2 separate regions of the Homo sapiens genome follow, and region 1 is linked to region 2. A link is an interaction called in ENCODE POLR2A ChIA-PET data of the cell type or tissue named here. Cell type or tissue: Panc1. All regions are shown on one strand. Links, peaks and the distances in the headings refer to the core of each region. The heading gives the core; the rest is flanking DNA. Region 1 overlaps TSPAN1 (tetraspanin 1). Region 2 overlaps P3R3URF-PIK3R3 (P3R3URF-PIK3R3 readthrough).

Region 1 (7,193 bases), core at 3,194-7,193, 120 kb after region 2:
CAACACAGTGTGTTTGGGCTTAGGACGGAGGTTATGGGAGCCTGAACTCAGCCTGGTTGGAGAATACTTCCTGGAGGAAATAGCTGAAGCTGGGAAATTGCACTTGGTGGGGGAGTTATAAAGCATGCATAAAGGGCCAGAAGTAGTGAAACTTGATATCGTTCAGAAAACCAGAAACAGATTGCATAGGGCATGTTTGAGAAGCTGAGCCATGAGGCGTAAATCCTGGAGATGGTGGTGGAGATAGGGAGAAACGGACAAAGTGGACAAAGGACAAAGCTCTAGGATGATGGCTGAGGGGTAGAAGAAGGGGCAAGGGAGACAGAGGTCTTGGAGATGACGCCCATATCTCTGGCATGAGCAACCCAGATGGCAGGGGGTGGGGCCTGGTTTGTGGGAAGGGGTGTCCCACTAGCAGATGTGTACCCAGTGGAGGTGCAGCTCAGATTGGAGCTGGCCATGGGTATTTGAAAATCATGTGCGCACAGGTAGCCACTGAAGCCATGGGAGTGGATGAGAACACTTGGAAAGTGAACTCTGGGAAACCCAATTTATTAGGGATAAGCAAAAAAAAAAAAAGCCACTGTGAAGGAGATGGAGAAGGAGCAGTGGGAGGGGGAGAGGAAAACAAGGAGAGTAGTACACTAACCACATTAGAGTAGGTTAGTGTAAGTGAAAGTGAGGAAGTGGGCCAGGTGCAGTAGCTCACAACTGTAATCCCAGCACTCTGGGAAGCTGAGGCGGGCAGATTAGTTGAGCTCAGGAGTTCGAGACCAGCCTGGCCAATATGGTGAAACCCCGTCTCTACTAAAAATACAAAAATTAGCTGGATGTGGTGGCGCATGCCTGTAATCCCAGCTACTTGGGAGGCTGAGGAAGGACAATCACTTGAACCCAGGAGGCGGAGGTTGCAGTGAGCCAAGATCACACCACTGCACTCCAGCCTGGGCGACAGAGTTTATGTATGTATTGATTAGTTTAGAAGCGTGGGTAGACTCTCTAGTTCTGATGTGGTCTGTGCCTTGGGCTTCCTTCGGCTGCAGGGAACTTGTGTTTTTGTTGTTGTTGTTGTTGTTGTTTGTTTCTTTGAGACAGGATCTTGCTTTGTCACCAAAGCTGGAGTGCAGTGGCATGATCATGGCTTACTGCAGCGTCAACCTCCTGGGCTCAAGGGATTCCCCTACCTCACTCAGCCTCCTGAGTATCTAGGACTACAGGAGTGTGCCACCATGCTCAGCTAATTAAAAAAAATTTTTTTTGTAGAGGCGGTCTCACTATATTGCCCAGGCTGGTCTCGAACTCCTGGACTTAAGTGATTCTCCCACCTCTGCCTCCCAAAGTGCGGGGATTACAGGCATGAGCCACTGTGCCAGTCCTGAACTAGTCTTTATCCCTGTATCTGGAGGAAGCAATAGGATTCCAGGGATTTGGACAGGAGAGGCTCTGCCCTGAGAGGGTTAAAGGCAAATCCGGTTTGATTTCTGGCCTCTGTTACCCAGACCTTGCCAGGCTGGGCAAAGCAGGATAGGGCAGACCTCCAGCTCCATGAAATTTGACCCTGCAGGCTAGAAGTCCAGCTTTCTGTCCTTGGGCAAACATGCCTGGAATCCAGCCACAATCTGCCACCTCACTTCCCGTTCTAGCCTCAGTTTTTATAGCTGGCAAGTGAGGACTAGTCACCAAGGTGGTGTCAGGCTGATTCATCCACTGAAGCCCTGGGCCGGGAGGCTTTCCTCTAAGATCTGTGGGAACTGCGCAGGGCCCTCCTCAATCTAGGCCTCAGAATTCCCCCTGAGGTTTGGAGTTGAGCTAGACAGCCTTTAAGAGAAGCTCTGGCTGTATTCCCACTGGTACCTCACTTTCCTCTTGTGAGGCAAGGAGGTCTTGTCTACATGAGGGGCGGGCCTGAAGTTGGATTCTGGAGGGGAGCCAAATGGGGCCTCAGGTGGGTGAACCTTCTCAACCTCCTCCCTCTCCAAGGTTGCCAGCAGGTGGAACCTCAGCCTCGCCTCCATTACTATGGTGACTATTGAGCCTGTTCTGCTACCACCCCCGTCTCCACCTATCAGAGGACAGAGGTGTTCTAGGCACCCATAGCCCAGAAAGGAAATAGGAGGCTGGGCCCTCACCTGCCTGTTTTCAATCCTAGCTATGTGGCAGGACCCTGGCAGCAGTGAGGGAAAGTCTTGCCCCTCTGCCCACCCTGAGGATATTTCTAGAACCCCTGATCTCCTTTATATCTGCCCAGGTGTGCAGCCTGGTCCTAGCTATGCATATCCCAGCTCCCATTTTTCTGGCTCTAGAGGATGTTTCCCTCCTTACAGGATGAGGTTTTAGACTCCCTAGCCAATAAAGAGGGAAGTTTCTCGGCTCCCATCCTTCTTACTCAGCTGTGTGGTAGTAAGCTACTTGCCAGCACTGTTTAAGGCCTGCCTGACCTCTCTCTCCCCAGCTGTGTGGTGCAGCCCTGTTGGCAGTGGGCATCTGGGTGTCAATCGATGGGGCATCCTTTCTGAAGATCTTCGGGCCACTGTCGTCCAGTGCCATGCAGTTTGTCAACGTGGGCTACTTCCTCATCGCAGCCGGCGTTGTGGTCTTTGCTCTTGGTTTCCTGGGCTGCTATGGTGCTAAGACTGAGAGCAAGTGTGCCCTCGTGACGGTGTGTGAAACCCAGCTCCACAGGCTGATGACCAAGAGTCCCCTCGCCCTTGACACCAGGCCCTGGGATTCCCAAACCCTGCTTTGGACCCCCCTAGGCTCAGGCTTCTGTCTCACTTTTCCGGGGGGGGGATTAGGGCAAGGAGGGCATGAGGGACTGTCTCTCCCTAAAACCCAGACCCCTGTTCCCCACTCAGTTCTTCTTCATCCTCCTCCTCATCTTCATTGCTGAGGTTGCAGCTGCTGTGGTCGCCTTGGTGTACACCACAATGGTGAGACACTGGGATGGAGGAAGGGAAGAAGATTGGGCAAAACCCTGGGAGTGGGCTGTGGCCTGTGAATGGCCACCTTCTGTACCAGCCCCTAAACACTGGCCTGCCTCACCCAGGCTGAGCACTTCCTGACGTTGCTGGTAGTGCCTGCCATCAAGAAAGATTATGGTTCCCAGGAAGACTTCACTCAAGTGTGGAACACCACCATGAAAGGGGTAAGGTTGGCTGGGGGAGGTTTTAGGGTGGAGAGAAAGAAGCAAGGCCCCACCTCCACCCTCATCTTGTCTCCAGCTCAAGTGCTGTGGCTTCACCAACTATACGGATTTTGAGGACTCACCCTACTTCAAAGAGAACAGTGCCTTTCCCCCATTCTGTTGCAATGACAACGTCACCAACACAGCCAATGAAACCTGCACCAAGCAAAAGGCTCACGACCAAAAAGTAGAGGTGTGGGCTGGCATGAGTGGGTGGGGACTGTTTTCATGGCCTCAGAGTGGCAAACGGGGATGGGAGTAGGGCAGCTGCCAACTATAAATGCTCTTTTCTCTTCCTGAAGGGTTGCTTCAATCAGCTTTTGTATGACATCCGAACTAATGCAGTCACCGTGGGTGGTGTGGCAGCTGGAATTGGGGGCCTCGAGGTAAGCAGATGAGGAGGCTGGGACTGGGACATGGGCATGAGACCAGGGCTGCTCAACCCATCTGAGGCCTCTCTGGAGGAAACAGACTTCTAACTGGGCCTCAGGTAGGGTGTCTGTGGGACAGGCTTCAGGATCCCTATCATGTTCCCTCATCTCTCCCTGTTCCTCCCTCTCCAGCTGGCTGCCATGATTGTGTCCATGTATCTGTACTGCAATCTACAATAAGTCCACTTCTGCCTCTGCCACTACTGCTGCCACATGGGAACTGTGAAGAGGCACCCTGGCAAGCAGCAGTGATTGGGGGAGGGGACAGGATCTAACAATGTCACTTGGGCCAGAATGGACCTGCCCTTTCTGCTCCAGACTTGGGGCTAGATAGGGACCACTCCTTTTAGGCGATGCCTGACTTTCCTTCCATTGGTGGGTGGATGGGTGGGGGGCATTCCAGAGCCTCTAAGGTAGCCAGTTCTGTTGCCCATTCCCCCAGTCTATTAAACCCTTGATATGCCCCCTAGGCCTAGTGGTGATCCCAGTGCTCTACTGGGGGATGAGAGAAAGGCATTTTATAGCCTGGGCATAAGTGAAATCAGCAGAGCCTCTGGGTGGATGTGTAGAAGGCACTTCAAAATGCATAAACCTGTTACAATGTTGCCAGTTGGACTCTTCATGTATCCTTGGGGAGAGGGGCCTAAACTGGCCACGGATTCCTGTGGGGCTGCCAACTCAGAAGGCCCTGGAAAGGAGGGAAGTAGGGTGGGGTTGGGGGTCAGAAGTGGTTATTTCTCCCCTTCATTTGGGTTCCAGGCCTTGGAGGGAAACTAAGAGGGATGGCTGAGAGGGCATGAAGAAGTACAGTTGGGTTAGGCCAGTCTGCCTCCTTATAAAGGGGAGAACTTTGGACTGAAACTACCCCCTCCTGGGTAGGGGCACTGGACTGGAAAGCTATGAAAATAACAAGCTTGTGACGAATTCTTACCAGGGCAATGGGAAAGGGTCACTCCTTAGGTTCTGGGAAGCCCTTCAGGAGCCCCCTTCCTAGGGTCCAGGCTGCCTGCCTTTCCCACTCAGGCAAAACCCCAGATCTGTCCCTGCTTCTGGGATCTCAGCAAGCACTTCATTTTTTCGTTGCTGCTGGCCTACCTGGTGTTCTTCAGACCTCACCTCTTTTTCTTTTCTTTTCTTTTTTTTTTTTTTTTTTTGGGACAGAGTTTCGCTCTTGTTGCCCAGGCTGGAGTGCAATGGTGTGATCTCGGCTCACTGCGGACTCTGCCTCCGGGTTCAAGCAGTTCTCCTGCCTCAGCCTCCTGAGTAGCTGGGATTACAGGCACCTGCCACCATGCCCGGCTAATTTTTGTGTTTTTTTTTTTTTTTTTTTGAGAGAGTCTCGCTGTCGCCCAGGCTGGAGTGCAGTGGCGCGATCTCGGCTCACTGCAGGCTCCGCCCCCTGGGGTTCACGCCATTCTCCTGCCTCAGCCTCCCGAGTAGCTGGCACTACAGGCGCCCGCCACCTCGCCCGGGTAATTTTTTGAATTTTTAGTAGAGACGGGGTTTCACTGTGTTAGCCAGGATGGTCTTGATCTCCTGACCTCGTGATCCACTCACCTCGGCCTCCCAAAGTGCTGGGATTACAGGCATGAGCCACCGTGCCCGGCCACGCCCGGCTAACTTTTTATATTTTTAGTAGAGACAGGGTTTCACCATGTTGGCCAGGCTGGTCTCGAACTCCTGACCTCAGGTGATCCACATGCCTCAGCCTCCCAAAGAGCTGGGATTACAGGCGTGAGCCACCTCACCTGACCTAGACCTCATCTCTTCTTTAGCCCTAACTATCCCTATGCTCCAGGTAGGAAACTAGGGATCGGAAAGGCCAAGATACTTGCCCCAGTCCCACAGGCTTCTGTGAAGAGCTCAGCCTAGATTTGGGCCCAGAACTCCAGCACCTGGTGTAGTCCTGGCTGACATGGTACTAGTTCCACTTGAAGGGGCAGCTGGCCAGAATGTCTGATATAGACCTGATCACTGTTGAGCCAGGAGTGAGAGGCCTGAGGGAGGCTATGGCAAGAGGGTACAGTGTCTGCTACCAAGCAAAGCCCAGCCTAACAAACCAGTCCCCCTCCTTACTTCCCTTTGACCCCTGTAACTCTCTTCCTGAGCTTTTCCAGGGCAGCCCAGAACCACCACCCCCTTGCTGAGCCCAGAAAGGAAGAGGGACCTGGCCAGAACCAAACAGTGCCTTAGAGCTGGTCTGTGAGGGCCAGACCAGGAGCCTGCTAGGGTGCGGGACAGGGGGAGGAGCTAGCCTGCCTCACCCCTTCACCACCATACTGTGCCTCTCACACTTCTCCTCTGCCGTGTGCCTGTGTGGAGGCTGCATGGGATTTGTTTGCCCAGGGCGGGCCTCTACCTCATCATGGGCTAATTGCTGCTCAACCTGGCTGTTGTGCCACCTCAGGCACTATATCCAGCTCCAACAAACACTGAAGGCGTCAGGGTGGCGAGATATGTCCAAGCGACATACCACCCATGCTGTCACCGAGTTGGGCTCCAAGCACCTGTGAAAGAGGCAGGGCAGAGAGCAGGCAGGAGGGCTGGAGTTCCAGCTGGAGTTCTGTACTTGTACAGAGGCAGGCAGACCCTTTCTGAAGAGGTGCTCCACACTCATCCTCCTGACATTAGGCCCTTCACAGATCCCTTAAATGTTCTTTTCCCTGCCGTAGGCTTTCTCATTCACTCCCTCTGGACAATCCCATCCATTTTCTGGTGCCCCTATGACTAACTTAGATCTTCCTAACCTCTTTGGGTTACTGGCTATGTGAGAATCTGATGAAGACCATGACCCATTTCTCCACAAAAATGCCCAGATAGAGAATTCTGAATAGCAAAGTGCTCTAAGGGCCATAGACACCCTTGCTCCTACATCTCCATCTGCACCCTAGCCCGTCTCTTGAATGATGCCTGCCCAGTCCTGTCCCATCCACTTCCTTCCCACCCCTACTATGCACACCTGCTCTCTCATTTCCTCTTCCAACTCCCCAGTATCCCTTTTTGTTCTCTCCTGCTCTGTCTCTGGGGACAGGTGCCCGGCCCAGGCAAGATAAGCAGGAACCCGGCTGGTGGTTAAACGGTGGGGAAGAGGTAGGGTGGCTGCTCCAAGCCTCAAGTAGGGCGGGGCTAAAGTCAAGCTGTCCTAGGGTAGAGTTGGGGAAAAACCTTGGAGTTTGAGACTCAGGCATCCCCTGGTGGCCAAATGGCCCCAAATGGAAGATAAACTCTGTGGAGGACAGTAAGGAAAACTCACCATCCAACACAAGTATTCTCTCCACCACTTCCCTCCAGCACCCCCCTGACACACAAAATCACAATCACAAGACATCCCCAGAGGGCTTCTCCTTTTTTAATCAATGACCAACTTATCCAGCTTTGGAAATCTGGACAAAGAGAAGGCTGAGAGGAGGCCTGGTCCAGTGTCTAAGGGTCTCTGAGTGAGTCTGTGTCAGCATGTGGGCCCCAGCTGGGCCTGTCCATGGGTTGGGCACAGCAGTTTCCTGAGTAAGAGCCAGCCCCACCCTCAGGGCAGCATTCCAGCCCAAAAAGAAATCCAGGCCCTCCAGGTTCGGCCTGTT
Region 2 (4,000 bases), core at 1-4,000:
GGGCACCTGTAATCCCAGCTATTCAGGAGCCTGAGGCAGAAGAATTGCTTGAATCCAGGAGGCAGAGGTTGCAGTGAGCCGAGATCACGCCACTGCACTCCAGCCAGGGGTACAGAGTAAGATGCCATCTCAAAAAAAAAAAAAAGAATATGTTTAAAGGGGGAAAAAGTTTGGTTTTAGACACTTTAAGTTTGAGATGCCTCCTAAACATTCAAAAGCAGATGATCCAGCAGGCTACTTAAAGAATCTAAAGTTCAGGAGAAAGGTCTGGGCTAAAGATAGAAATTCAGGAGTTACCAGCCGATGTATGTTATTTGATGGTGAGCATAGCTGGACAGAAAAAGAGGTCCAAGGCCTAAGCACTGGGGTATGCCAATGTTTGGTGGTCAGAGACATGGAAGGAAGAATCAGCAAAGGAAACCAAAAGGGAGCAATTAATGAAGTGAGAGGAGAACTAAGAGTGTGATATCCTAAAAACCAATACGTACAAAAGCACTTCAACAAAGAGGAAATTATCAACCAAGTCCAATGATAATTAGGTTTGGCAAAGTAGATAGCACTAAATGAACTGACTAAATGGTTTCAGTGAAATGGTAAGGATAGAACCCTGACTGGAATGGATTCAAGAAAATGAAAGAAGATAGAAATGCCCATAGACAAGTGTCTCGAGGAACACTGCTATAAATAAGGGCAGAGAAATAGGGAAGTATCTAGAAAGAGATATAGGGTCAATTATTTACTATTCTTAAATGGGAGATAATAGAGTATATTTATATGCTGATGGGAATGACTCAATAGACAAAAATTGTTGATCCAACAAAGAGGACAAGATTATTCCTAGAGTGATGTCCTTGAGTAGATTAGAGGGATGGGATGGGATCCAGTCTACAAACAGAGAAGCAGACCCTGGACAAGGACATGAACAGTCATCCACTGGAACAGAAAAGCGGCAGACTATTCACATTAATGTGTAAATATGTTGATAGCTGTGGTAATAGGAGCATGAAGGAGTTCTCGTCTGACTGTGTCCATATATCAGTGAAATTAAAAGCAAGTTCTATAGTTAAAAGTGGGAAGAAAGGCTGTCCTTTAAAAGAGAAAAAAAGAACATGTGAAATTGTCATTTACGAAACTGACGAGGAAGCAGGATGAATGCATTGTGGAAATGCAGAAGTTAAGCTGGGCAGTTTTAAAGGTCACTTAAGGTTAGTGGTCATAATTAATGTGAAACCAGTCCATGTGGTCACGTCCCCTTCTCCACATTCAGCAGCTCAAGTATAGGGAAGGACTAAGTGGAGAACTGAATTTAATACCGTGTTGGAATTTAGTCTGGTGACTACACTGGAGGAAGAGAGGAGCAAGTTTGTTAAGGATATATTCACATGGGTAATTTTAATAATAATGTACATGGACTCTAAGCAGAGATGAGAGAAGGAAAGGAACTGAAGGTCATGCTAGTCCTCCTTGTATCTCAGCACCTAGTCCAATGCCTGGCAGATAGCAGATTCTTAAAGATTTGTTAAGTATCCAGATTTTCTACAACAAATACTATTTACCAATTTAAAAAATAAGAGCTATTGAACTGAAAAATCTCTATTTCTTCACTACCTACTACTCTCTGCAGTCTGGTTTTACTCTCATTCCTCTCATTTAAGAGTCACCAATGACTTTGAACAAATTCAGACTCTGTCCCCTTCCTTTATCCCAGGCCCTCCTTCTCCCTCACTCTCTCCCTTCTTAATATTTCATCCTTCCATAACTTTGATGAAATTATTATTTTCTTTCAACCTCTCAAACCACTCTTCCTGTCTCCTCCAACCCTAGTTATTCCCTAAAAAAAAATTTTGCCTTCAGCCTCCACCTTTTAAATTTTATATATTTTTTTCCATAAAAATCCCATTTATGCATATGGTAGCTTGACTCTTTCTCTGGTCCTGTACTCTCTCCTAAGCATTAAACCTAAATTTCTAGCTATATCCTAGATACATTTTTACCTTGCGGTTCTGGAGCAGCTAGAAGTCAACATCTATCCCCGCGGTAGCTCACGCCTATAATCCCAGCATTTTGGGAGGCCGAGGCGGGCAGATCACCTGAGGTCAGGAGTTCAAGACCAACCTGGCCAACATGGTGAAACCCTGCCTCTACCAAAAATACAAAAATTAGCTGGGCGTGGTGGCACACGACTGTAATCCCAGACTCAGGAGGCTGAGGCAGGAGAATCACTTGAACCTGGGAGGCGGAGGTTGCAATGAGCCAAGATTGCGCGCCATTACACTCTAGCCTGAGCAACAGAGCAAGACTCTGTCTCCAAAAAAAAAAAAAAAAATATATATATATATATATAGAGAGAGAGAGAGAGAGAGAGAGAGAGAGCGCGCGCCTGATCACAATTTCCCTGCCGAAAAAATGCAGTGGTTCTCCCCACCTACCTACAACATTAAATACATTAAATACAAACTCCCAAGTTTTGGAATTCAAGGCCCTCTTAAACATGACCCCTTTCCTACCTCCTATCCCCTACCACTTCTTCTTCACAAACTTTATCTTTTAGCCAAACAGGACTACATCTCACAGAAAGCAGCTATAAAATCTCACCTCCGTATATTTGCTCCTATTGTTATCTATTCCTGCTACTCCCCTCCCACTTTCTACATGTCCAAACCTATCCCCTTCAAGATATTCTGCAAATGTAATCTCTTCTGTGAAGGTCAGTTTTCTACATTCTCTTAACAAAGATATCTCTTTTCCTCCTTTCAGTCACCAAAGCATATTTTGTGAAACTCTCCTGCTATTAAACTTTCACTCAAAGCCATTTTCTCATTCCCTTTGTCCTCACTAGATTATACATTCCCAGAGACAAAAGTTTTAACTCATTGTTAGATACCCTGCAGAGTAATTAGCACTAAGTTGCAACTATTTATTAAATTGAATTAAGATCATCACTCTTCTGCCTTGCAAAAATCTATCAAGGCCTAGCTCAACTGTCATTTCCTGCGAGAAACTTTCTCTCTGTCTTTCTCTCATTAATTCTTTCATTCAAACATTTACTCAACACCTATCAAACACCTACTGTATGTCAGACCTTGTGATAGATACATGAAAACTTTCAAACATTCTTGCTAATGCTATCAAGTGATAAATGGATAAACAAAATGTAGTATATACATATAGCAGACTATTATTCAGCCTTAAAAGGAATGAAATTCCACAACTTAGTGTGGGATTAAAACCATTTTCCAGATAAATAAGAAGCATATTCATCTATTAAATAAGTATTTATAAGCTGGGCATGGTGGCTCATGCCTGTAATCCCAGGACTGGGGAGGCCAAGGTGGGAGGATCACTTGAGACCCTTAGCGTGAGACCAGCCTGGGCAACATAGTGAGACCTCATCTCTACAAAGAAATTTTTACAAAATTAGCCACCAGGCATGGTGGCACACCCCTGTAGTCTCAGCCACTCGGGAGGCTGAGGCAGGAGCCTCAAGGCTTCAGTGAGCTATGATCACATCACTGTACTCTAGCCTGAGTGACAGAGAGAGACCCTGTCTCAAAAATACAAATATAAATAAATATATATATATATATATATTAGGCATCCATTCTCTAATGCTTACCCAGTATCAGGCACTAATCTAGACACTGGAGATACAGCAATCATTAAACAAAATCCCCAACCTCAGATAATTTAAATTGTAGTAGGCCAAGACAGACTAGGTGGGAAGGGAGAAGAAAATAGACAGTGAGCTGCCCATACAGTGAATTAGTCAATGCCACAGGTCTACATGAGTCAGACTATTCTGACTGTTGCTTTGCTTCTGCTGTCTGTTATGATAACCATGTCCACCTTGCCTTTGTCAAATGAGTCCCTTCACTTGGCCTCTGCTACCCTGGAATCCAGTTATTCCCATTGCATTTAAATTTTTCAATTGAGTGACTGCAGTTTCCATTTTAAGGTCCGGCCTACAGAGAAGGGCAATCATGGCATTTAGGGATGATGG

What was found. ChIA-PET counts read pairs that join two places held together with the same protein. Peaks named below come from ENCODE experiments on the same cell type or tissue, not always from the same donor. Only the 100,000 strongest peaks of a DNase experiment are listed, where the experiment ranks them.
Region 1: POLR2A ChIA-PET joins it to region 2 with 16 read pairs; 5 of 35 experiments call an interaction of 5 or more read pairs at or near these places.

What each region holds. Positions count from the first base shown.
Region 1 is chr1:46,181,739-46,188,931 of GRCh38, forward strand. TSPAN1 (tetraspanin 1) reads left to right here. Exons shown (of 9, transcript NM_005727.4): 4 at 2,453-2,659; 5 at 2,856-2,930; 6 at 3,047-3,145; 7 at 3,222-3,377; 8 at 3,487-3,570; 9 at 3,748-4,224. The coding sequence ends at 3,795. It overlaps POMGNT1 (protein O-linked mannose N-acetylglucosaminyltransferase 1 (beta 1,2-)), which reads right to left. Exons shown (of 22, transcript NM_017739.4): 22 at 6,945-7,193. Among named protein-coding and RNA genes, the nearest start is that of P3R3URF-PIK3R3, 8.8 kb to the left of the region's middle. RefSeq lists an enhancer at 2,859-2,908. In Panc1, for the core only: no CTCF peak of the experiment used is centred there; no DNase peak of the experiment used is centred there; H3K27ac peaks cover 1,835 bases.
Region 2 is chr1:46,069,388-46,073,387 of GRCh38, forward strand. All of the region lies in intron 3 of P3R3URF-PIK3R3 (P3R3URF-PIK3R3 readthrough), which reads right to left. The region is part of intron 3 of PIK3R3 (phosphoinositide-3-kinase regulatory subunit 3); the gene reads right to left. Among named protein-coding and RNA genes, the nearest start is that of PIK3R3, 61 kb to the right of the region's middle. In Panc1, for the core only: no CTCF peak of the experiment used is centred there; no DNase peak of the experiment used is centred there.